Linked DNA regions of Homo sapiens: all the other regions are linked to region 1. The links are chromatin loops, found by intact Hi-C in ENCODE. Cell type or tissue: heart right ventricle. All regions are shown on one strand.

Evidence for each region. Hi-C counts contacts between places; a loop is a spot of excess contacts. Peaks named below come from ENCODE experiments on the same cell type or tissue, not always from the same donor. Only the 100,000 strongest peaks of a DNase experiment are listed, where the experiment ranks them.
Region 2: it touches region 1 in a loop (4-fold over the local background); 11 of 110 quality-filtered maps call a loop at or near these places.
Region 3: it touches region 1 in a loop (2.5-fold over the local background); 19 of 110 quality-filtered maps call a loop at or near these places.

What each region holds. Positions count from the first base shown.
Region 1 is chr14:75,903,432-75,911,431 of GRCh38, reverse strand. The region is part of intron 31 of TTLL5 (tubulin tyrosine ligase like 5); the gene reads right to left. Among named protein-coding and RNA genes, the nearest start is that of TGFB3, 75 kb to the left of the region's middle. In heart right ventricle, CTCF peaks have their summits at 4,349 and 4,556 (motif pointing left); DNase peaks (open chromatin) are centred at 4,541 and 5,771; H3K27ac peaks cover 1,893 bases.
Region 2 is chr14:76,382,890-76,390,889 of GRCh38, reverse strand. All of the region lies in intron 1 of ESRRB (estrogen related receptor beta), which reads right to left. Among named protein-coding and RNA genes, the nearest start is that of ESRRB, 11 kb to the right of the region's middle. RefSeq lists a silencer at 3,590-3,689 and an enhancer at 3,889-4,389. In heart right ventricle, CTCF peaks have their summits at 3,304 and 3,529 (motif pointing right); a DNase peak (open chromatin) is centred at 3,549; H3K27me3 peaks cover 1,735 bases.
Region 3 is chr14:75,791,018-75,799,017 of GRCh38, reverse strand. TTLL5 (tubulin tyrosine ligase like 5) reads right to left here. Exons shown (of 32, transcript NM_015072.5): 27 at 5,918-6,102. Among named protein-coding and RNA genes, the nearest start is that of TTLL5, 130 kb to the right of the region's middle. In heart right ventricle, CTCF peaks have their summits at 4,108, 4,311 (motif pointing left) and 5,012 (motif pointing right); no DNase peak of the experiment used is centred here; H3K27ac peaks cover 1,216 bases.

The sequences.
Region 1 (8,000 bases):
CCCATTTTATAATGGGGATAGAGGCTATGTTTTATTATAGCGAAGGCAAGTCCACACATTCAAGCTACTCCTCTCTGGTATCAACTAACTGCATAACCAGACTGGGCGCGGTGGCTCATGCCTGTAATCCTAGCACTTTGGGAGGCCAAGGTGGGCAAATCGCTTGAGGTCAGGAGTTCGAGGCCAGCCGGGCCAACATGGTGAAACACTGTCTCTACTAAAAATTAAAAAAAAAAATTAGCCATGCATGGTGGCGCATGCCGGTAATCCCAGCTACTCGGGAGGCGAAGGCTCGAGAGTTGTTTGGACCTGGGAGGCGGAAGTTGCAGTGAGCTGAGATCATGCCGCTGCACTCCAGTCTGGCTGGGTGACAGAGCGAGACTCTGACTCAAAAAAACAAAAACAAAAACAAAAGCAACCAACCACCCACCCCCCAACAACAAAAAAACCCTGCATTCAAGTTTTAAGAGAAGGGAGCCCCTTGACATCTATGGTGCAAACTGGAAATACCTGCATGTTCAAAAGACGAGAACAAAGAAGTATAAGAGACTACTGTTTTAGTTTTAGTAATGCTCTTCATTTTGAGGACTTAAGAGAATCTGAGTCTTTTTCTTTATAATCACAATTTGAAAGAATACAGGATAAAAATCAATACAAATCATGCCAACAGGGCAATACACTTCAAGTCATCATTCTCCAAGCCCTGCTATTATCTACCTACACTTTTTGGGACCTGGTTCAAACTCTACAGATCAGGTAAGCAGAGGTGTAAATATTTCCGTGTGGAAAGCTTGCTTTTTCCAAAGACAGGCGTGGCTTAGCATGTCATTTTCTTTCTTTAGAACTTTCAGGAGCAATTATGCCCTGAGGATATGAGGACAATAAAGCAAAGGTATGTGGCTATAAGATGTGTGGGTTCACAGGATGGATAACCACAGTGAACAGATCGATAACCTGGAGTGATATATATAAAGACAGAAAGAAGGGCAGCCTTATGCTGGTTACTTGCCCAGTTCAGGACTGCAAGAATAGACTAGATCGTCTTCTGTCCAAAGTGCATGGATATTACACAGGACCACACAACTCTGCAGCAAGATGTAGGAGTAGGCACAATTCTAACAATCCAGGCTGCCAGGCATTTTTTTCCAAGAGGTGTGTGTGCTTCTGTAATGTAAGTGTAATTTGAGAAAGGGGCCACTGTACTTCCCGTGTCTCTTTATAACAAAGTAGTAATTGTTAATAACTGAAGAATCATCACTCCTCTCTTGGGATTTTGCCAGTTCAGCAAGAAAAAAATATCAATTTTCAGATGTTATCTTCCTCCATAGCCTATCTCTTAATCCATTTTAGAAATGGAGTTCTCTGGTTTTCTTCAAGGCCAATGAACCCCTTTTGGATAGATTCTTAGAAGTACCCCTATTCTCTCCCCCAAACTAAAAGCCAGGCTGTCTTCTTCCTCACTTCCAACCAGGTTGTTCAGCTATACTTGGGTTTTGTTTCTGAATGTAGAAACAGTTACTAAATGAAATGCAAGAGGCCTCAGGACAGGAACGCATGCACTTCAATGGCTGACAGCCAGGTGATTCTGCCATGTAGAGGGATCCACATCCTTCTTGTGTGGCTACAGCCAGGTCAATGCCAGCAAAACACATACTGTTAAAACATCACTTGTGTAACACAGGCTACGGATGAAGTGCTATGCCCAGTTGCTTAGAACTGGGTGATGTAAACCTAATTCATGGTTCTTCCTGGTTCCTTGTATCGCAAGTTAAAGATATTTATCCTCTTAATGTTTGTTCTAAGAATGTACATGTTGGATACGGTATGTCAAAGTTGGTGTGGCCACAGGAGGAAAACAAAAACAAGGCTCCGAAGGAAGGTATCGTTTATTCTGACAGCTCCCAGAGAGGGGGTCACTGCACACTAAGCAGGGTCACAGTGAATGCACCAGTGTCAGTCTGGAGGCAGAAGACAGCAGTGGGGGGAAAAGCCTAGGTCAGAACCTTTGCTGGGGCTTCCATAGGAAAGGCAAGGCAGGGCAATTAAACAGCTTTGGATTGGCTGGATTGGCTAGTTTAGATAATTCCAGGGGGCTTCAGGGTATAGGGATGGTATCTAGTTGCCTGGTACCTGGCCCTGAGACGATTTTAGGGCAGGGGAAATTTTGGGTTGGTGTGTGAAAGTTTGATAAGGAGGTTGGGTGTAGATACTCAGGACTGGTTGGTTTGCATATAAAAGATGTGCTCATGGACAAGTTGTTACTACGTTTAGGAATTAACTAGCCCTGTGAAAGGCACTCTCTCGCCTGGGCCTGCAAGGATCCCAAATGCCAGGGCACTAAGAATACAGAAAATGGCCAGGTGTGGTGGTTCACGCCTGTAATACCAGCACTTTGGGAGGCCAAGGCAGGTGGATTGCTTGAGCTTAGGGGTTCGAGACCAGCCTGGGCAATATGGCAAAACCCCATCTCTACTAAAAATATGAAAAATTAGCTGTGCATTGTGGCACATGCCTGTAGTCACAGCTACTCAGGAGGCTGAGGTGGGAGGATCGCTTGATCCCAGGAGGCGGAGGTTGCAGTGAGCCGTGATCACACCACTGCACTCCAGCTTGTGCAACAGAGCAAGACCCTGTCTAAAAAAATATATATATACATACAGAAAATAAGAAAATATAGTTAATATAATTAGCCCTCTGATGAACAGACAAATACAGAATCTAAGAAAACAAAGAACAATGTAGGTATTTAAATATGACACTTGCCCTGGGCAGCATACAGGGGTCATACACAGGCTTTGCTCCTAATATCCTTCAGCACAGCTCCCTCCACTCTGATAAGGACAACTGACGTTTTTCTCAGTTTTATAAAACATGTAATGCAAACACAACTCAAATTCTCTAACCTGACTGCCTCTCTAAACCCACATATGAAGAGGTTCTAGGACTGTCATGGCCGGTGATGACATTCGTTCGTGATTATGGTTGAAGGGACCTCTGCTGCCTGCACTGCATTTGCAATAAAAAGAAAGCATGCTTCAGGTGAGGGCTGAGGCCTGTGGGGTTCTGCCTCCTCACTTTGTAAACAACCTAATTCTTCTGCTCAAGAGATGCAGCCCACTGCCATCGGCCACATGCCAGGCTGGTGGGCCTGACTCTGCAGCTTCCCAGCAGTGACAGTCGTGTCATAGGAGCTGGACTTCTGAGACCCTCTGATCCACTCTGTCCTCTTTGTCCATACACACATGCTGTCTCATCGCCTCAGCTAATCACAAAGCACAGCATCAGTCATCCCTCGCTTATACACAGCTCAGGCTCAGCATGGCTGTATCTGCAACAGAGATCAAAATGTTGAGAAATGGGCTCTTTCCCAAGGCTTCTTTTGCTGATGGTCCCATTTTGCCATGTAATGTTCAGGGTGGATTGTAAAGGATACTAATGAATGAGGTTCAAGGAAAGTGATATTATAACTGTGGCAGGTCCAAGTATCACAGTCCTAGAAGCAGATGGACATGAGTACTTCTTGGCAGGCCATCAGTTTAGTTTGGAGCTTGGTGTCACATTTGTTCTTCTGGCTGCCAGTCTCCTAAGGGAAATACTGACCTTCTTGCTTTAGTCTTCTATATTTTATTAGTTGTTCATCATTGGACAGGCTGCTTAGTATCAGAATTAAAGGGCCATTGGCTAAGAATTACCAAAAGAACTCTGGTTGTTTTCAGTTTCTCCAGTAAATTTTGGTATATGACCAAGCCATGGATTTGGTGTTCCCTTCTCTCTTCTCATTCCTTTCTGGGAAGAGTTTAGATGGGCTAGGGAAAGATATTTGAAGCTTGCTGATCCAATGTAAATGAATCCTGTGGTGGGTAAATAATTTTCCTCTCTCTTTTGCACTCCTGGGGTATTCTGATGAATAACGTTTCTCAAATAAGTTTATAAATATTCCCCCAGAGGTAAGAAGAGTATTAGCCTCATGGCAGGTGTGCCGTTAATGCATCAGTGTGTAGGGCAGAACAAAGAGGAAAGGAATTATCAAAGCCTTGAAGTTTCGCAGAATTTTCTGGAAAATTTTGAAGGCCATGGCTGGGAACAAAATACTGACGGCAGTGCTGGTGAAGTGTGGAAACAGCTTCACAAAATCAAGTTAGACCATGCCTTCGGTGTATGAGCTTTTTTTGGTTGGATGGAGGATGAGGTTTACAGTTTGTTTTGCTGCTAATTATAGCATATGTTTATTTAAGTAACTCAGCAAAAACACAATTCATCAACCTCACCAAAATTTGAAAAAAAATTTGTTCCCTCCCTGCCTCCCATAATCTGAAAGTCCAGTTTATAAATTCTAGTCTAAAAGCCTTAATAATAAATATCCATTCTCTTTTGCAACTACTGCAACTTTACCTTCAAATATCATGTTTTCCCATATATTATGTTATACTTTGTGATAACTCAATTATGGTTTTAGTTTCTTTATTTGAATTGTCTTAAAATCCTCGTATTTTTAAACAAAAGCCTCTAGTAATAGTAGAGAAAGTTCTTACTGCCACAGCGCCACCTACTGGTAGACCATTATAGGAGCAAACTATTTGGAGCTCAACTTTGACCCAGTTTGGGAGCATCCTTCTAAGTTTTGGTTTATAAAGCCCCAACTTCACTGTCATTTTGAGAAGCTAGAACTTCTTTTGGTAGCCACTAAGTCTCTTGCTGTAGTATAAAGTCAGCAAGTGAAAATGATAAAAATATGCTCTTATTCTTACCGTTACCTTAAATTGGCCCTGACTTCACCGACTTTGATTTTCTCTGTCCTATAACTGTAGCAAGGGCTTCAGATTGTGTGGGCAAGGGTTTGGATGTGGCGAAAATAACTTGGGGAGTATCCAAAGATCCTGAAAAATGGAAAAAAGTATCTCTACTTAACACTACATTTGATTTTGGCCCAAAGGACACAAGGTAAAATCTGAAACTAGGTTAAGGGGATCACCGTTCCCCCAGATAACGCCACCCCACTTCCTGTCAAATTCCAATTCACAGTCTCTCTTTTGCTTTTGAACAGCGTAAAAGTGGGTGATCAACCCAAATTCTTACCCCTCTGGCTCTGGAAAGAAAATCTGGGGAGCAATCAGGGGTTTTATGTGACTGTACTCCAGATCCACCCAGGAGCTCCAAAAACTATACAACACGTGGTGAAAAGAGTAAGAATCTGATCATGAAAATAGGCCATTCTGTTGAGAGCTGCCAGGCAAGTAATTTTGCTTGAAAGTTAAAGTGACATCTAGATCCTTAGGGTTTTGGCTCCACAGGGTTTACTATATAGTAATGTTCCTTTCTCTTGTTGTCTCAGGGACCCAACGAAGTGGGCAGTCAGAGTCACACTGATGTGCTGTTGCCCCATCCCCATCCAAAAAGCACAAAGCTATAGTACATTTTACTAGGGCCAGAAACAACGAACATTTAATAAGGACACTGCTCACTGCTTGCACATGAAATCCATCATTGATTTTCTAAAGGTGGTAAGGTCCCTTCCACCAATTGCAGACTACTAAGAGCTTAAAAATAAAAGGAGGGAGAGGTTGGGCTCCAGAACAGGAAAGGCTTAGGCAGAAGCTAAGGGGCAGGGATGAGGGCAGCTGCTGCGGCTTCAGACTCCTACAGTAATGGTAGTTTACATTATCAAATCAGCATGAGAGAAATGTCAGTTATCTAATCTGTTGCTCTCTGCTATTTTAGTTTACCATCACCACCTCAGAACTCAAGAAGAACACCACAGTTATAAAGAAGGAAGGCCAACGACTTTGGCTTTGGGCCAAGAGCTCTCACTCCAGCTTCCTTCTCAAGTTTCCAAATTTGCTGACTCTAAAACTTCCCTTCCACAGCAAACTACTAATATAAAGCCTGAGGTTGGTAAGTCAAGGAAAAACCACATTCATGGAGTACTCCAGGTACTCTGCTAAGAGCTTTCAATTCACTATCTCATTTAATGTTCATAATACCAAGAATGCCATTAAGCCACCATCTATAGGAAAGGACTCTGAGTTGTTTTTCAACAGTGCCCTGGGACGAATCACTATCTCATTCAGACTGCGAGAGAACAGTCACACAGCCGAAAGCCTGGCAGGCAAGACTTACAGGAAGAATTAAGGAACTAGAAAACAGACTTCTGCTATAGTCTTGGACTCAATATCATGTTTAACGGATTGAATTAACTGGACCAGATGGGCTAAATACCTTTCAAAGATGGTTTAGGGATTCCTACATAGGCACACGCTTCCCAGGTCTCAGGGAGAGGTGTAAACTTTTAGACTTATTATGAGAGTTGTTCTTCTTTCTTGTGGGTTTACAGAAAAATGTTGCTACTAGGAACCTAATCTCCTTTTTGTAGGATATCCTTCTGAACCCCTAGGATAGAACTGCTTTAAATCTACTTGTAATACAGAAAGCAAATGATTTTCAGTTCAAATGTTGGTGTGCCTGGCAGTTACTTACTAGTTGTACAAATAACTGTAACAGATTTAGTTACTAATGCTGTGAAGGTAAAATGTTCATTGGGAAGTATAGAAAATGCCTGAAGCTTACTATATCATGCACCTCAGTGTTTCTTTAACTAACGATCAGGAACACCAGAAAAATCAGAGTAGAAACAAATTCGAAAAGTTCAGAGGCCCAGAGCCTATTGGTGACAAAAGCAGTAAGTAATAAACTACCTAAACAATGAAGAAGAATGATCTGCTTGTTACCATAAAGTAGAATTAGCAGGGAAAGGTCACTATGAGAAGCCAGGAAGAAATACAACTTCTTCTTCTTGCTCTGTGGTTTCATACTGACACCAAGTTCAGTATGAGTGCCACAAAATCTTCTAAATAACGTTACCAAGAGTCAGTAAACAGTAATTCACGGTCAAGATGCTGCAAGTATGACCCACCTGACCACCCAAGTTTCCAACTGGCTCAGCTGGAGTGCATGCAAAGTTCAATTCAACACTTAATTTATCAATCAGACACGCAAATGAAGTATAGTCAGGGAACTCCTTGGGTTTGTGAACTTCTCCAGCAGAAGCAAACTTGAAGAGCCAAAGGGGTTCTCATAGGGTATCTCACAGAAATCCTTCACACTTGGCCATGATTCCCTTGTGCCATTACTTCGCAGTTCATAACAATCCCAGGTGAAGGTTTACTTTCTTAAAAATATAGTTAACTACCATGTTCTAGTAATTCTTTTTTTCTTTCCTTTTTTTTTTTTTTGGAGGAGTGAGGTGAATAGATACCCATCAAGTATTTCTTGAATTCAGGTTCTAAAATGTTCAGTGGAGAACACATCCTTATACTCCTATCATACTTCCATGGATCAGTGTGGCTGGGAACTGGGGCATGAGCAGGGAGTGGAAAGAGAAAAGGTTATGAGGTAGTAGTGGCCCGGGTGTAGTTACAGTAGTTATAGCGCCTTCCCTATATATTGCTTCATTTAATCCTTACTATAAGCCTTATGAGATACATATAATTATCCCCAGGATGTAGTCAAGTAACTGGCTTTTTTTTTTTTTTTTAAATTAGAGGTAGGGTCTTGCCCTGTCACCCAGGCCAGAGTACAGTGGCAGGATCACAACTCACTGCAGCCTTGAATTCCTGGGCTCAAGTGATCCTCCCACCTCAGCCTCTTGAGTAGCTAGGACTAGCGGCATGTCACACCACACCTGGCTAATTAAAAACTTTTTTTTTTTGTAGAGATAGGGTCTCACTTTGTTGCCCAGGCTGGTCTCAAGAGATCCTCCTGCCTCGTCTTTCCAAAGCATTGCGATTATAGGCATGAGCCACTGTACCTGGCCTGAGCTTCTCAGAGATCTTGTAATCATTTTAAGGTGTATTATGTCAATCCCTGACCCCTAGCCACCCAGCCCCCTCCTGCTTAAAACTCCTCGATGGCTCCTTATTGCTGTCAGGGCAATGACCAAGTTCCCTACATGGCTCATAAAATGGCCCTACTACCTCACAACCTTTTCCCCTTCCACTCCCTGC
Region 2 (8,000 bases), 480 kb before region 1:
CCTGCCTCACCTGTTCAACCATGTGCTGCTGTGGCCTCATTTCCTCAAAGGGCCTGGGGCACAATCCTCTCATGGCCTGGAGGCTTCAGCATACCTCTCCATCAGCGCCTTTCCCCTTGGAAAATTCATGGTTTTTACTTCCCGCACTTAGCTCCTCAAGTTAAACCCTACGCACAGGGGTCCTGTAGGGAAAGGACATGAACCTTATGCTCTAGAAATAAAACTTACATTCCTCTACCTGGCACGTCATCTGTTTCCGTAGAATTTGGATAGGGGCATCACTGGAGCAATGAGAAGAAATACTAAAAAGAACTAATATTTATTGAGCACCTACTGTGTACTAGTTTCTGCTATAAGTACCTTATATTTATCTTTTTTTGTTTGTTTGTTTTTGTTTTTTTGAGACTGAGTCTTGCTTTATTTTCCAGGCTGGAGTGCAGTGGCGCAATCTTGGCTCATTGCAATCTCCACCTCCTGGGTTCAAGTGATCCTCCTGCCTCAGCCTCCCAAGGAGGTGGGATTACAGGTGCCCACCACCACGCCTGGCTGATTTTTGTATTTTTAATAGAGATGGGGTTTCACCATGTTGGCCAGGCTGGTCTCAAACTGCTGACCTCAAATGATCTGCCCACCTCAGCCTCCCAAAGTGCTGGGATTACAGGCGTGAGCCACCGCACTCAGCCATGTTTATCAACTTTTAATCTTTACAGCAATCTAACGTGGAAGATCACAGCAGAAGAGGAATCTGAGATACAGAGAGATTGAGTCATTTATCTGGGGTCACAGAGCTGGGATGTGACGGAGCCAGTGCAGTGGTGTGGTAATAAATGTTTAATGGCCAGCTGGGGGACGGCGGATCTGTAGCATTTGCCAATTTCCGTGGTGTAAATACTCCCATCATGGCTGTTCTCAAACTACCAGTGTGTCATCATGGAATGCAGGCTTGGGAAGAGACAGGCAGCAGCTCAGCATCGCATGGTTTTTCCACCATACATTAGGTGTAAATTGATGGCAAGAACGTAAAGTGAAATGTACTAAGATATGAGGAAGTGAGGAGTGGTATCTATTACCTTTGTTTTTAATACAATGTATTTAATTATAAGTTTATACCATTTAATTTTTAATAATGATTGTGTTTGACCATCAGCCCACAAAACTGCTGAATATTTAACAGTGAGCTCTCCTGAGCTGGTTTGAGCTGGTTCCAGCACACCATTGGGACCAGGATTTCAATTCAGTTAGTCTGGAGCTAGGGTTTTCCCTCTTAACCCCAACACTGCATTGCCTCCCAGAAGGATATAATGCTCCCCAAGCCAGAGCTGCCTCCATGGCTCAACCAGGGCAAAAATGTGGCAGAACCAGTGCTCTCCTGGTTACCTCTTCCCAGGCCCTTCTTTCTGCCTCTTTTCCCCCAAGGGCTCCCCTTTAACTACTTCCAATCCCCTCAGGTTAGCTCAACCAACATTTATTAAACACCCACTCTGTGTCACTGGGGACACAGAGATGACCTTGGACTCTAGGACCTCATGATCTAGGAGAAAAAATAAGCAAATATTCAAATCCAACAGATTGTAAACCAGTCAGGGGCATGAGACAGAGAACAGCTGCAAGGAGAAAGACTAATTCCCCCAGGGAGAAGTCAGGGATGCCTCCACACAGAGGGGGATACCTGAGCAGGGTTTTAAAGGATAAATAGAAGTTTGCTAAGCAGACCAGGGTTGGGGGAAGCAATACAAGAATGACTAGATCTGAGGTGTATACATAGGTAAAAGTTTTCCAGATGTAGGAGGGGACTCAACAATGAAGAGCAGGAGGGAAGAACTGAAGATACGCTCCATATCTTGGCTTGGTGGGGGGTGCCTGCCTAAAGAGACATGAGGATAAGCAGGTTTAGAGTGTGATGCTGTCTTTGATTTTGCACGTGCTGCTGTGTGGTGCCTGCGGGAATCCAAGACGGGCACCAAGGTAGGGCACTGAGACTCAGACTTGGGAGCTGTTGGAGAATGGGCGATAAGAGAATGATGGGAAGGCAAGGAACAGGAGAAAATGCAAGCTGAGAAGAGGGAAGTCGGCTTCAAAATATGTTTATGATAGACTCTAGGAGAGGCATGGAGGGGGTCAAACCACTGAGTGGCCTCCAGAGGCTGGGCATGGGCCCTTGGACGATGATGTCAGGAAGACCAAAAGTTCCTTCCTACAGCTTTCTCCTGTGCCGAGGACAAGGATGGAAGCTGACCTGGGGGATGAGAGGTCTGACTCTGTGCAGCAATTCTTCCACCTTATTTTTTTCAGAACCAAGACATGGGTCTTGGTCTTTTCCCCCTCCACCACCACCTTAAACTTTGCCCAAGTGTTAGATCTACACAAGGTGTTCTGAAGGCAGGAGTTAGAAAGCTGAAATTCTAGGCCGGGTGCAGTGGCTCACGCCTGTAATCCCAGCACTTTGGGAGGCTGAGGCAGATGGATCACGAGGTCAGGAGATCAGAACCATCCTGGCTAACAGGATGAACAGTGAAGCCCCTTCTCTACTAAAAATACAAAAAATTAGCCAGGCATGGTGGCAGGCGCCTATAGTCCCAGCTACTTGGGAGGCCGAGGCAGGAGAACGGCGTGAACCTGGGAGGCAGAGCGCGCAGTGAGCCGAGATTGCGCCACTGCACTCCAGCCTGGGCCACAGAGTGAGACTCCATCTCAAAAAAAAAAAAAAAAAAAAAGAATGAAAGAAAGCTGAAATTCTAGATGCAATGAGCGACACATAACATCGGGGTGAGGAGTGCAGGCACACACCCAGACAGCCTCTGTGCAAATCCCAGCTTTGTCAGCTGTGTGACCTTGGGCAAATGACTTAACGTCTCTGTACCTCAGTTTCTTTACCTGTGAAATGGGGGATGATAATAATACCTACTTCCTAGGATTGTTGTGAGGAAGTGATGATTTCATACATGAAATATTCTTAGGACAAAGCCTGACACACAGTAAATGCTCAATAAATGTCAATTACTACAACTATTACTATTACAATCGCCCATCTCTGGCCTTACACTTTATATTTAGCTCTCCTATCCCCCCTCAGACACTTTTCTTACATCAAATCCTAAAATGATTCCCCAGAGAATTAGGTGGCTTGGAGAAGAGCATCTGAACACCAGTATCTGGCTCTGAAAATGGTGCTGGCTGCACGGCTTCTGCATATTCAGCAGCTGGAGGTCATTCCTCAAACTGAATCAGACCTGAGCACTTTCCAGCCCGTCTGGAGGTCAGGCAAGCCACGGAGGCAGTGAGTGTGTGGTGTGTAGGTGTGCATGCATGCATGGTGGGGCTTGGGAGGAATACCACACTACAAGGCAGCTGCAGTGCTAAATTGCATGGAGCAGGGCTCGGAAAGGTGAAAACCAGAGCTGCTTTCTAAAGCCAGGGTCCTGAGCTCACCCCTGAGCTTCTGAAGGCTCACCCCCTGGGATTCTCCATACACCCCACCAAGGGAAGGCTCTGTTGCAGAACTGTCACCCATGGGGTGCAGTGCCAGTGAGTGCCTGTAGGGGGCTCTAGAGCTCTTCCATTCCCCGTACCCGGGGCTGTGAGGGCATCAGGCTTAAAACAATGGTTGTGTTTACCAAGGCTGTGCGACTGTGCTGTTCTGAGAGGTGAATGAGGGGAAGCTGGGGTCCGCTGGTACCCTGTTGGCGAGACCCGGTTCATCCATGCTCTCAACTAGCTCTGCTTCAGGTTTGGAGTCCTAACCCTCCCTGATCCACCACCTAACACTGATTTGGGCTGCTTCCCCTCAGCCTCCTGGGAGACCCTCACAAGGGTCAGCCTCCTGTCCTTGTGTGGGGAGGTAGGGAGAGCTGCTGCTTTGGCCTCCAGGGTGGGGCAAGGGTAACTTCCAGTTTCTGGGGTCTCAGGTTCTGGCAGTCCAGCACCCCAACCCGTTTGTCAGGGAAACATCAGGCACAGACAGGTTCCCAAAAAGACTTGACTTACCCTGTTCCTCCCTAAGGCAAAATTCAGTAGCCCTGGGTGCTGTTAGGAGACCTCATTCAGCAGATTTATTTACTTAATTGTAACTCTATCAATATATCTGGTCGAGGGAACTTACCCACTGCCATATCTAAGGGCACGGCCAGCCTAACACATTCATATTGGTAAAATGTTAAAGATGGTCATTTGGAGGCAGAGGCAGGCAGATCACCTGAAGTCAGGAGTTTGAGACCAACCTGGCCAACATGGTGAAACCCCGTCTCTACTAAAAATACAAAATAATTAGTACCCAGGTGTGGTGGCACACACCTGTAGTCCCAGCTACTCAGGAGGCTGAGGCAGGAGAATCGCTTGAACCCGGGAGGCAGAGGTTACAGTGAGCCGAGATCGTGTCACTGCACTCCAGACTGGGTGACAGAGTGAGACTCTGTCGCAAAAAAAAAAAAAAAAAAAATTAAAAAACCGAACCTAGAATTAATCTTTCGGGCTTGGTCAAAAGCAGAAAAAAAATAAGAGCAATGTGTTTCTTATCAGACTATTTTAAGAAAAACAGTCATGGGTAGATAGGGTTGCCAGATTTAACAAGCATTGCATAGGATTTACTTATACAAAAAAAGATACTCACATTTATGTAAAATTCACATTTAACTGGGTATCCTGTATTTTACTGGACAGCCCTACTGAAAATATAGGGATTCGTTCAGAGGAAAATTTCCTATTCATCCTCTCCATCCCAAACTGTAATTCCTTCTTTAATCCCCTTGTGTTACATATTGACACGCGAGCCATATTGATCACATTAAACAAAGTAGTCAGTTCAAGCACCCCAGTCTCACTGTAGGGAAGACTATAATTGTGAGATTATGTCAAAGGAATAAAAAGTAATGCCCCAAAGATAACATCAAAAAATTAATAACACTGGACATTTAATGCACACCTACTATATGCCTGGTGCTTGTCCTCTGACTAAATCTTCAAAACAACCCTGGGAGGTAGATACTATTAGTGGAAACTGAAAAGAGAATCTACACATCTAATTTCTGTAGTTCTGGGAAAAGCATGTAAATTTCTGGTCAATTACTTCCTGAGAAAGAAAGGGGAGGGAAACCAAGAAGGACTCCATCCCATCAACAAATGGGCTTATTCATAATGCAAAGGCCAGGTCAGTTGCTATTTGGTTATATGCCACTTACACAGGAAACTGTCTTAATTTCAGTGAATTATCACTGGCTTGGAGTACGGGATGGTGGGAGAGCAGTGGGTAGGAACCCCGTAACAGTCAGCAGTAAGCTGGCCTTAACAACTGAGGAAGATGTGTTATACTCAGGATAATCAACAGCTCATTTGCCATGAATAAAGGCATCGCTCAAGCCACCCCCAAACACTCGGTGACAGTGACACACAGATTCCAAATGTTCTCTGTAAGAAAAAACACCCTTTCTCCTAATCCTTCTTAAACTCAACAAGACTGATTGGTTTTTATTATTCATGAATTAATTTTTTACTCAGGGTCCAACAAGGGAATTGAAGATATAAAATTTCTCACCGATTGAGGGGGAAAGCAGATCTCAACCTAAGCAGCACAGCCAGAGTCTTGCTTGCATTCCTTGGGGGTGGAATGATTTGTTTGTAAAATCAGTTAATAATCAATTAATAATCCAAAGCTTTGAGGTTTGGTTGTTTTTTTTTTTTTTTCCTGAGGAAAAGAAACTATGAGTAAGAACATGAATAAGAATATTGAGATGGAAAAAAAATACAGACAGCTATGGGACCCTGGAATATTAGGTGAAGCAGAGCTGCTTCTTCGTTCCACGATACATATACAAAAAAGGAAATGAGAGAGGAAATAACAGAAGCATTGATGGATTCTAAAGTAACGCACAGATGAGCATGGTCTGTAGGTGAGCAGGCTTCAGGTCTGGGAGTCGCCATGAAGCATCACAAGAAGGGACATGGAAATTCAGAGAGGTCAGTTCCCTGATGACCTCCCTCTAATCACCTCCATAGTGCAGGTTGAGGTACTCAGGAGCAGGGACAACGGCCTCATAGAAGCCAAATGGCCAAGAAGGCGATCAAGGGTGGAGAGATGACTTTGCCTCTCTCTTCACACAGTTCTTCTCCCAGATATTCACATGCGCCAAGTCATAACCCCCCCTTGTCCTCTCTGTGCCTTTGGTCTGCAAACCTGTCATGAGAATGCAGCCAGAGGAACCAAGGAGCAAGGGGAAACTGGGAGGCAGAGCATGGCACGGGGCATAGAAGCCGGCAGTAGTGGGGTCAAACTTGGCACAGCATCACTTACAAGAAACACTTCTCCCATCTTCGTTCAAAGGCAAAGCACCCAGCTTTTCTCAGGGGGGCCAGGTGGTTAACACCGTATTCTCCTCTACCTGCCTGTTCGTATTCAGAGACCAGGCAGTTTTTGCTCCTGGGTGAATTCAGACACGCAAACCTGCAGCCTTTGCATGTTTATGTTTGCACGAAGATATTTATGTTTGGGAGCAAGAAACGGTCACCCTCATCCAGCTACTATGAGAAAAATGGTTACGAGAATTGCTTTGCGCTTTTTGGGAAGAAAAAGGTACAAGCTGTGATTACTGTAATCACAATTATTATAACCATCACATTAAAATTGCTACTATTTCTGTAAAAGCAGTGTTCTTTCTGCCAAAGCTTGTTAGCTTGACTGCTTAGGTAGACAATGTCAACAAACCCAAGAGACAAATGACAAAGAGTGAAGCTAAAAGTAAGAGGATAAATACTGCGCTCTGCATGCTGAAGTCCTGTTTCACCATCAAAAGGAAATGTTTTCTGCTGATCGATTAGGAAGACAAAAACAAAAGCATACAACAGCTCATTTACTGTGCATCACCAAGATCCCAAACTAGGGTTCCAAGCATAGGCGGTGAGATGAGGGGAGGGATTTAAAAATTGGTTTTGCATAAAGTTTAGTGCTTCTTCATATCCTCACCCATACCTGCAGCCCCTATCACCACGCGCCTCAGATAACAAACAGACCACCTGAAATTTGTCTGTAAACAGCAGGTCTACACCCTTCTTGTTTTTTTCACCAAAACGTGAGCCAGCCAGCGGCCATGAATAAAGGTATTGATGGCTGAATCAGAACAGGGGGGCCAATTATAGGCATTCTGCTTTGGGACTTTACCCAACTAATCATGCTCAGCACCTCTGAACAGCTCAGCCAGCCATACAGACACACACACACTCACACTCAGGCAGACCACACACCTACACTCCTTCCTCCAAAACAGTCAAGGAGGGACAAAAGGACAAGGGCAAACTACAGCAAGCTGGAATAAAAATAGAGGGGAAAAAATGAAGACAAAGGAAAATGCTAAATTGTAAAACACGAGAGAAATCTCATCTAAAAGATCACGCTTCTTCACCCCTTCCATCCTCTCCTATAGCATTTCCTTACACCTGTATTTCCTTGTTCTTTGCCCTTCAGAAACCAAGAACACATCAAAAGGCCAATGATTCTCAAAGACCCTTTATCAGGCATCATTTTTAAAGCATAAGCCAGATGAAAATGCCAAAAAAAAAACCAATAAAAATTTCAAAATGAATTAACAAAAAGAATAAAACATAAAAACTAATTTATGAACTCAAGCCAATTCAAGCCATTAAAAATAAAAGAACCAAGTTAAAACCACATTTGGTATTTGGGGTTTTTAAACTCATCGTTTCCTTGATAGAAAAGATTGAATTCAATTTGACACTTCACATTCGTACAGTTTTAAATGCAGGATTTTGGTAAACACCAATGGTCAGGCACAAGGCTGACTGCCCCTATAATTGGTAGGAGAGGTCTCTGATACGATTTTAAATAAAAATTGATCACATTTGAAATCAGAAGATAAAAACAAAGGCTTGTTGGAGTTTGTTTAACTGCCTTCTGACCTCTGAATGAAATGACATTGAGAAATATAATAAAATTTTCCAGAAAACCATTCCCTGAAAAGGTTCAGTCCCGGGGATGCTGAATGACAATATTGAAT
Region 3 (8,000 bases), 110 kb after region 1:
AAAGAGACAACAGACATAAACCATACCCTAGAACAAATGGAGTTAACGGATATTTACAGAACATTCTACCCAGCAACTGCAGAATACACATTCTATTCATCAGCACATGAAATATTCTCCAAGATAGACCACAAGATAGGCCACAAAACGAGTCTCAACAAACTTAAGAAAATCAAAATTATATCAAGTATTCTCTCAGACCACAATGTAATAAAACTGGAAATCAACTCCAAAAGGAACCCTCAACACCATGCAAGTACATGGAAATTAAATAGTCTGCTCCTGAATGGTCATTGGGTCAACAATGAAATCAATATGGAAATGTAAAAATTCCTTGAGCTGAATGATAACAGTGACACAACCTATCAAAATCTCTGGGATACAGCAAAAGCGGTGCTAAGACGAAAGTTCATAGCTTTAAATGCCTACATCAAAAAGCCTGAAAGAGCTCAAATAGACAATCTAAGGTCACATCTCAGAGAACTAGAGAAACAAGAACAAACCAAACTGAAATCCAGCAGAAGAAAAGAAATAACAAAGATCAGAGCATAACTAAATAAAATTGATACAAACAAAAAAACCCAATACAAAAGATAAATGAAACAAAAATCTGGTTCTTTGAAAAAAAAATAAATAAACAAAATTGACAGACCACTAGCAAGATTAGAAGAGAAGAAGAAAAGAAGAGAGAAGATCCAAATAAACTCAATTAGAAGGGAAGCAAGAGATAGTACAACCAACACCACAGAAATACAAAAGATAACTCAAGGCTACTATGAACACCTTTACGTGCACAAACTAGAAAACCTAGAGGAGACGGATAAATTCCTGGAAATATACAACCCTTCTAGATTAAACCAGGAATAAATAAAAACTCTGAACAGATAACAGCAAGCAGCAATATTGAAATGGCAATTTAAAAATTGCCAATAAAAAGAAGTCCAGGACCAGATGGATTCACAGCTGAATTCCATCAGGCATTCAAGAAGAATTAGACGAATCTTATTGAAACTATTCCAAAAGACAGAGAAAAAGAGAATCCTCCCTAAATAATTCTATAAAGCCAGTAACACCCTAATACCAAACCCAGGAAAGGACATTAACAAAAAAAGAAAACTACAGACCAATATCTCTGATGAATACAGATGCAAAAATCCCCAACAAAATTCTAGGTTGTTACACAAGTAATTGCAGTTTCTGCCACTAACCTAATCCAACAGCATATCAAAAAGATAATCCACCTTCATCAAGTGAGTTTCATACCAGGGATGCGGGCATGGTTTAACATACGCAAGTCAATAAATGTGATATACCACATAAACAGAATCAAAGACAAAAATCACATGGTAATCTCAACAGACACAGAAAAAGCATCTGACAAAATCCAGCATCTCTTCATGATTAAAACCCTCAACAAAATTGGCATAAAATGGACATACCTTAAGGTAATAAAAGCCATCTATGACAAACCCACAACCAACATTATACCAAAAGTAGAAAAGTTGAATATATTCCCCTTGAAAACTGGAACAAGACAAGAATGCCCATTTCACCACTTCTATTCAACATAGTTCTGGAAGTCCTAGCCAAAGCAATCAGACAAGAGAAATAAGGGCATTCAAATCATTAAAGAGGAAGTCAAACTGTTGCTGTTTGCCAATATGATCATATACCTAGAAAACCATAAAGGTTCACCCAAAAAGCTCCTAGATCTAATAAATAAATTCAGTAAAGTTTCAGGATACAAAATCAATGTACACAAATCAGTAGCACTGCTATACACCAACTGCCGCCAAGCTGAGAATCACATCAAGAATTTAACCCCTTTTACAACAGCTGCAAAAAATAAAATAAAATACTTACGGATATACCTAACCAAGGACGTGAAAGACCTCTACAAGGAAAACTACAAAACACTGCTGAAAGGAATCACAGATGACACAAACAAATGGAAACACATCCCATGCTCATGGATGGGTAGAATCAATATTGTGAAAATGACCACACTGCCAAAAGCAATCTACAAATTCAGTGCAATTTAATACCATCATCATTCTTCACAGAACTAGAAAAAACAATCCTGAAATTCATATGGAACCAAAAAAGAGCCTGCATAGCCAAAACACAACTAAGCAAAAAGAACAAATCTAGAGGCATCACATTACCCAAATTCAAACTATACTAAAAGGATATAGTTACCAAAACAGCATGGTACTGGTATAAAAATAGGCACATAGACCAATAGAACAGAATAGAAAACCCAGAAATAAAGTCAAATACTTAACAGCCAACTGATCTTTGACAAAGCAAACAAAAAACATAACCTGGGGAAAGGACACCCTATTCAACAAATGGTGCTAGCATAACTGGCAAGCCACATGTAGAAGAATGAAACTGGATCCTCATCTCTCACCTTACACAAAAATCAACTCAAGATAGATGAAAGACTTAAATCTAAGACCTGAAACCATAAAAATTCTAGAAGATAACATCAGAAAAACCCTTCTAGACACTGGCTTAGGCAAAGACTTCATGGCCAAGACCCCAAAAGCAAATGCAACAAAAACAAAGATAAATAGATAGAATTTAATTAAACTAAAAAGCTTCTGCAGGCAAAAGAAATAATCAGCAAGGAAACAGACAACCCACACAGTGGGAGAAAATCTTCACAAACTATGCATCCAACAAAGGACTAATAGCCAGAATCTACAAGGAACTCAAACAAATCAGCAAGAAAAAAATAATTCCATCAAAAAGGCTAAGGACATGAATAGACAATTCTCAAAAGAAGATATACAAATATCCAACAAACATATGAGAAAATGCTCAACATCACTTATTATCAGGGAAATGCAAATCAAAACCACAATGCAATACTACCTTACTCCTGCAAGAATGGCTATAATTAAAAAGTCAAAAAATAATAGATGTTGGCATGGAAGAGGTGAAAAGGGAACACTTTTACACTGTTGGTGGGAATGTAAACTAGTACAACCATTATGGAAAACACTATGGAGATTCCTTAAAGAACTAAAAGTAGATCTACCATTTGATCCAGTAATCCCACTACTGGGTATCTACCCAGAGGAAAAGAAGTCATTATATGAAAAAGATACTTGCACATGCATATTTATAGCAACACAATTTGCAATTGCAAAAATATGGAACCAGCCCAAATGTCTATCAATCAATGAGTAGATAAAGAAAATGTGGTGTGTATATATATACACCATGGACTACTACTCATCCATAAAAAGGAACAAAATAATGGTATTCGCAGCAACCTGGAGGGAGCTGGAGACCATTATTCTAAGTGAAGTAACTCAGGAATGGAAAACCAGACATCATATGTTCTCACTTATAAGTAGGAGCTAAGCTATGAGGACACAAAGGTACAAGGATTATATAATGGACTTTGGGGACTTGGGGGGAAGGGTGGAAGGAGGGTGAAGAATAAAAGACTGCACATTGGGTACAGTGTACACTACTTGGGTGATAGGTGCACCAAAATCTTGGAAATCACCACTAGAGAGCTTATCCATGTAACCAAACACCACCTGTTCCCCCAAAAACCTACTGAAATAAAAAAAATCGTATGTACCCCATAAATATATACACCTATGTACCCACAATAATTTTTGAAAAACTACTAAAAAGTACACTTTATCTAAAAACTTGTTTCTAACCAAATTAGAAGCCATTTACTATTGAAAGCCTTTTATGGCTGAAATAACAATATTTTCCACATATATTGCATTTAGAGGTTTTGCATAATATCCTCATGACCCTGTTGTATTTTCCTCATCAATCAGTGAAGACCCTGAGGTTAAGAGAAGTTGAGTGAACTGCTCAAGATCACACAGCTAGTCAGTGGCAGGAGAACAGTAGAGTGAACTGTCCAAGATCACACAGCTAGTCAGTGTCAGAAGAGTAGAATGAACTGTCCAAGATCACACAGCTAGTCAGTGTCAGAACAATGGAATTAACTGCCCAATATCACACAGGAGTCAGTGGCAGGAGAACAGTGGGGTGAACTGCCCAAGATCACACAGCTAGTCAGTGTCAGAAGAGTAGAGTGAACTGTCCAAGATCACATAGCTAATCAGTGACAGAACAGTGGCATGAACTGCCAAAGATCATACAGGAGTCAGTGTCAGAATAACAATGGAGTGAACTGCTCAAGATCACACAGGAGTCAGTGGCAAGTCTCTGGATGGCTAATCTAGCTCTTTCTCCACTACTCCATCCTGCTTATTACATCCTACAGCACCTCCCTCAGTACTGACCACCCTATTACCAAGACTCTAAAAGTTAACACTGACATCTAATGGCAAGTTCAGATCCCTACAAACCATAGTCTAATGGACTTTTAATTCGCTGGCACTGAAGTTCTTTATAGACGAAAAAAATGAACTGAAGGGGGATGACTTCCCAATCAGGATACAGTCACCTTGGATTCCTACAGGATTAGGATCTTTTCACTTTGTAGGCTTTGCAGTCTAGTGAACGATAGGAGCTAGATAGGTAAGCACTAATATTGGCTATTTTGGGTATTTTTTTTTTTTTTTTACTACAATCACAAAATCTCAATGTCTTGGTGCTTCTAGCTGCCCATTTATAAACCGGAAACATATAATCTAGTTAGTGACCCAATGATAAAAGTGTAGCAGAGCACTGGCCTTTCCCGTCTCATAGCCACTTATTTAATTTGAAAATTCCTTCCCATCATATCTTAGTATCCTATTCCCTCTTCCCATAATTCTATCACTAAAATCTAACTACCCAACTCCCTCCAAGAATCAACATTGTTCTTATAATATTCTTTGCTTCCTATTTCACATTAGGCCTTCTTATTTACTCCCTTCAAACAACTAAGGATTTGAGAAAGAAAATAATTACTGCTTCACACGCTGGGATGAGGCTGAAGTAAAACTAATTCCATGAGAGGCTTAGCTTTAGTTTTGGTCCTAAATTTTATACAGATAAGTAGGGTACCACCAGGGAGCAGTGTGTTGCCTACTTTTAGCATGTACTTAAAGTAATTTTCAGCTTCACTTTTTTCGAGACTTGATTATCACTACAGAGTTACTACCAATTAAGGAATTTGGCACATCAGCAACATAGCAAAATATAACTGTGGAGTTAAATTATGATAATTCCTTTGGAGGACTTTGATGCCATTTAACATTAAGGAATAAGAGATATGGCTTTTCCTTCAATTAAACACCATAGGGATAACCAGCAAGAAGGACAAAGAGAATTCACAAAGCTCTTGAAAGTGTCATCTACCTTCACTGTGTTGCAAGATTGTTAATATCTATATAGCATAAGGACAATATCCTGTTATTTATTTCTATCCACCCAGCTTGTTGAATGACCTTGATCACATCACTTATTTCAGCCTCAGGTTCCCCCATCTGTAAAATGGGGAGAATGATATTATATTGGATAAGGGTATAATGAAATATGAAATTAATCAGTTACCCATAAAACATCCTGAGATCATGAAATAAGAGGCAGTATAGAAAAAAATTTTTTTAAAGGGTAATGTTATAAAATTCTGGTAAAAAGATTTATAAGACTAGAACTCACTGGAAAATTTTACCAAAGAAAAGAACTTATTTTTAAAGATCCTTTAAAATTATATTTACAGATGAACATTCAAGTCTGTTTATCCATGAAATAGGTACATCATATCCAGTAGCAGACTTACTTCACAATGCCTGTAACAGAAAGTTATTTTCTTTAAATTTGAAGAGGAAAAACTTGATAATTTAGCTTGAAACCAACTATTAATAATACTCATTCAAGAGGCATCAGTATATGGGAATAGTAAAGACAGGGAAAGACAAAGTACCCTGTCATTAATTCTATCCTCAGGTCCAAAGAGCTCTTGGACACCCCAGACCATCCGTACCTGTTGGGTGAGGAGGTTGATGTGGCTGGATGGAGAATACTGTCTCGCTGCCTGCTTCTCAGCTAGCCGCTGAAGTTCAGCTGTAACCATACTTTGGTTGTACCGTTTGCTATATAAAGAAGCATCTTCTCCCTCTTTTTGTGTTTTGGCTATTCCTGAATGATGCTTGTTTAGATAGCACGATCCTGCTAAAACGGAGAAAAGTTTTCACTCATTTAGGAAAAAAAGGCCTGAAAAAAATTAGGATAATGACAGAAATCTCAGGTCAACAGATACTTTACTGAACCCTAAGGATCTTTAATAATATAGGAGAAATAAACTATCTTCAAATGATCACAAAAATAAATGGTTACCATAACCTAGAAACTCTTCCTATTACCAAACTGCCACATGCATTATTTATTAATATGTTTTTGCTTATAATGAAAGCTTCACAAAGAAGAATTTTCATTATATGTAGTGGGGAATACCAATCCTATAATTTGCTAATCTTACTGAATAAAAAATACATATTTGAAACTCATTATAATTCTTGTTTTTCTTGTTATGTAACTGTACTTGTCAACAGTCTGTGGCATCCACTGTCAAATCATCCATAATACTTAGAAAGCTCAAAAGGGAAACAGGGATAAAAACAAAATCGAGTATACTCAGAAAAATAACAATAATCTTATATTTTCTTTTTTTTTTTATATTTTTAGTCAAAACATGTTTTCTTTTTTATTATTATTATACTTTAAGTTCTAGGGTACATGTGCACAACGTGCAGGTTTGTTACATATGTATACATGTGCCATGTTGGTGTGCTGCACCCATTAACTCGTCATTTACATTAGGTATATCTCCTAATGCTATCCCTCCCCCCTCCCCCCACCCCATGATAGGCCCCAGTGTGTGTATATTTTCAAATGACTGATTTCCCTTTCAGATTTAAATTTTCTTCTTTCAACTGTAATATCAGAGCATTCTATTATTTAAGCACTGAAATTCTGGCAAAAAGAAATTATTTAATATAAAATCAAGATTCAGCTGAGCACAGTGGCTCATGCTTATAGTCCCAGCTACTTGGGAGGCTGAGGCAGGAGGATTGCTTAAGCCCAGGAGTTCAAGGTTACAGTGAGCTATGATCATGCCACTGCACTCCAGCCTGTGTGACAGAAAGAGAACCTGTCTCTAAAAATAAAATAAAATAAAAATTCACATTTTTCCTGATTGTAAAAGTCACATCTCTTCAAAAAAAATCTTTAAACTCAGAAAAGTAGAAATAATATAACCTATTTCCTGTCTTTTTAAAATTAATGCTAATATAACAATGATCATTCTGCATATACAACTGATTTTCTGAATCTGTAACTTTTTCACGTTTACTATATTATTTAGTACATACAAAATATTTATAATAGCTGTATATGTAGTTATATGCATACTGTAATGAACACCTGTGAACTCACTACCCAACCCAGGAATTACATTATCAACAATATGTACTAACCTATGTGGTTGTTCCTCCCCATTCCTAATCTCCCCTTATCAAACATTCTTTTAAAAAAAAAAGTTTTATCAAATATATTTGTGTGTATATGCATATACAAACAAAATACCAGATAATTTTGCTCGTTTTTGAGATCTACAAAAATGGTATCCTAATATAGATATTTCCTGGGACTTGCTCTGTTATTCAACTCTACTCTTCCAAGATTAATCCTAGATAAATACAGCTGAAAGTCATTCATTTTCCTTGCTGTCTGGCATTCCATTTTATAAATACACCACAACTTATATTTCTATTCCCCTATCAATGGGTATTGTGGTTATTTCAAGCATATTGCCATTATAAACAACGCAGCCATAAACACCCTTGCATACATCTGCTGGCACACGTATAGAAAAGCTCCTCTTGTATATGCCCAGGAGTGGAATTGTTGGGTCACAAAGTATGTAAATTTTCAAGTTTATGTAGTAATACCAAAGTGGTATTTTTTTTTTTTTTTTTTTGAGACAGAGTCTTGCTCTGTCACCCAGGCTGAAGCGCAGTGGCGCGATCTTGGCTCACTGCAAGCTCCGCCTCCCAGGTTCACGCCAA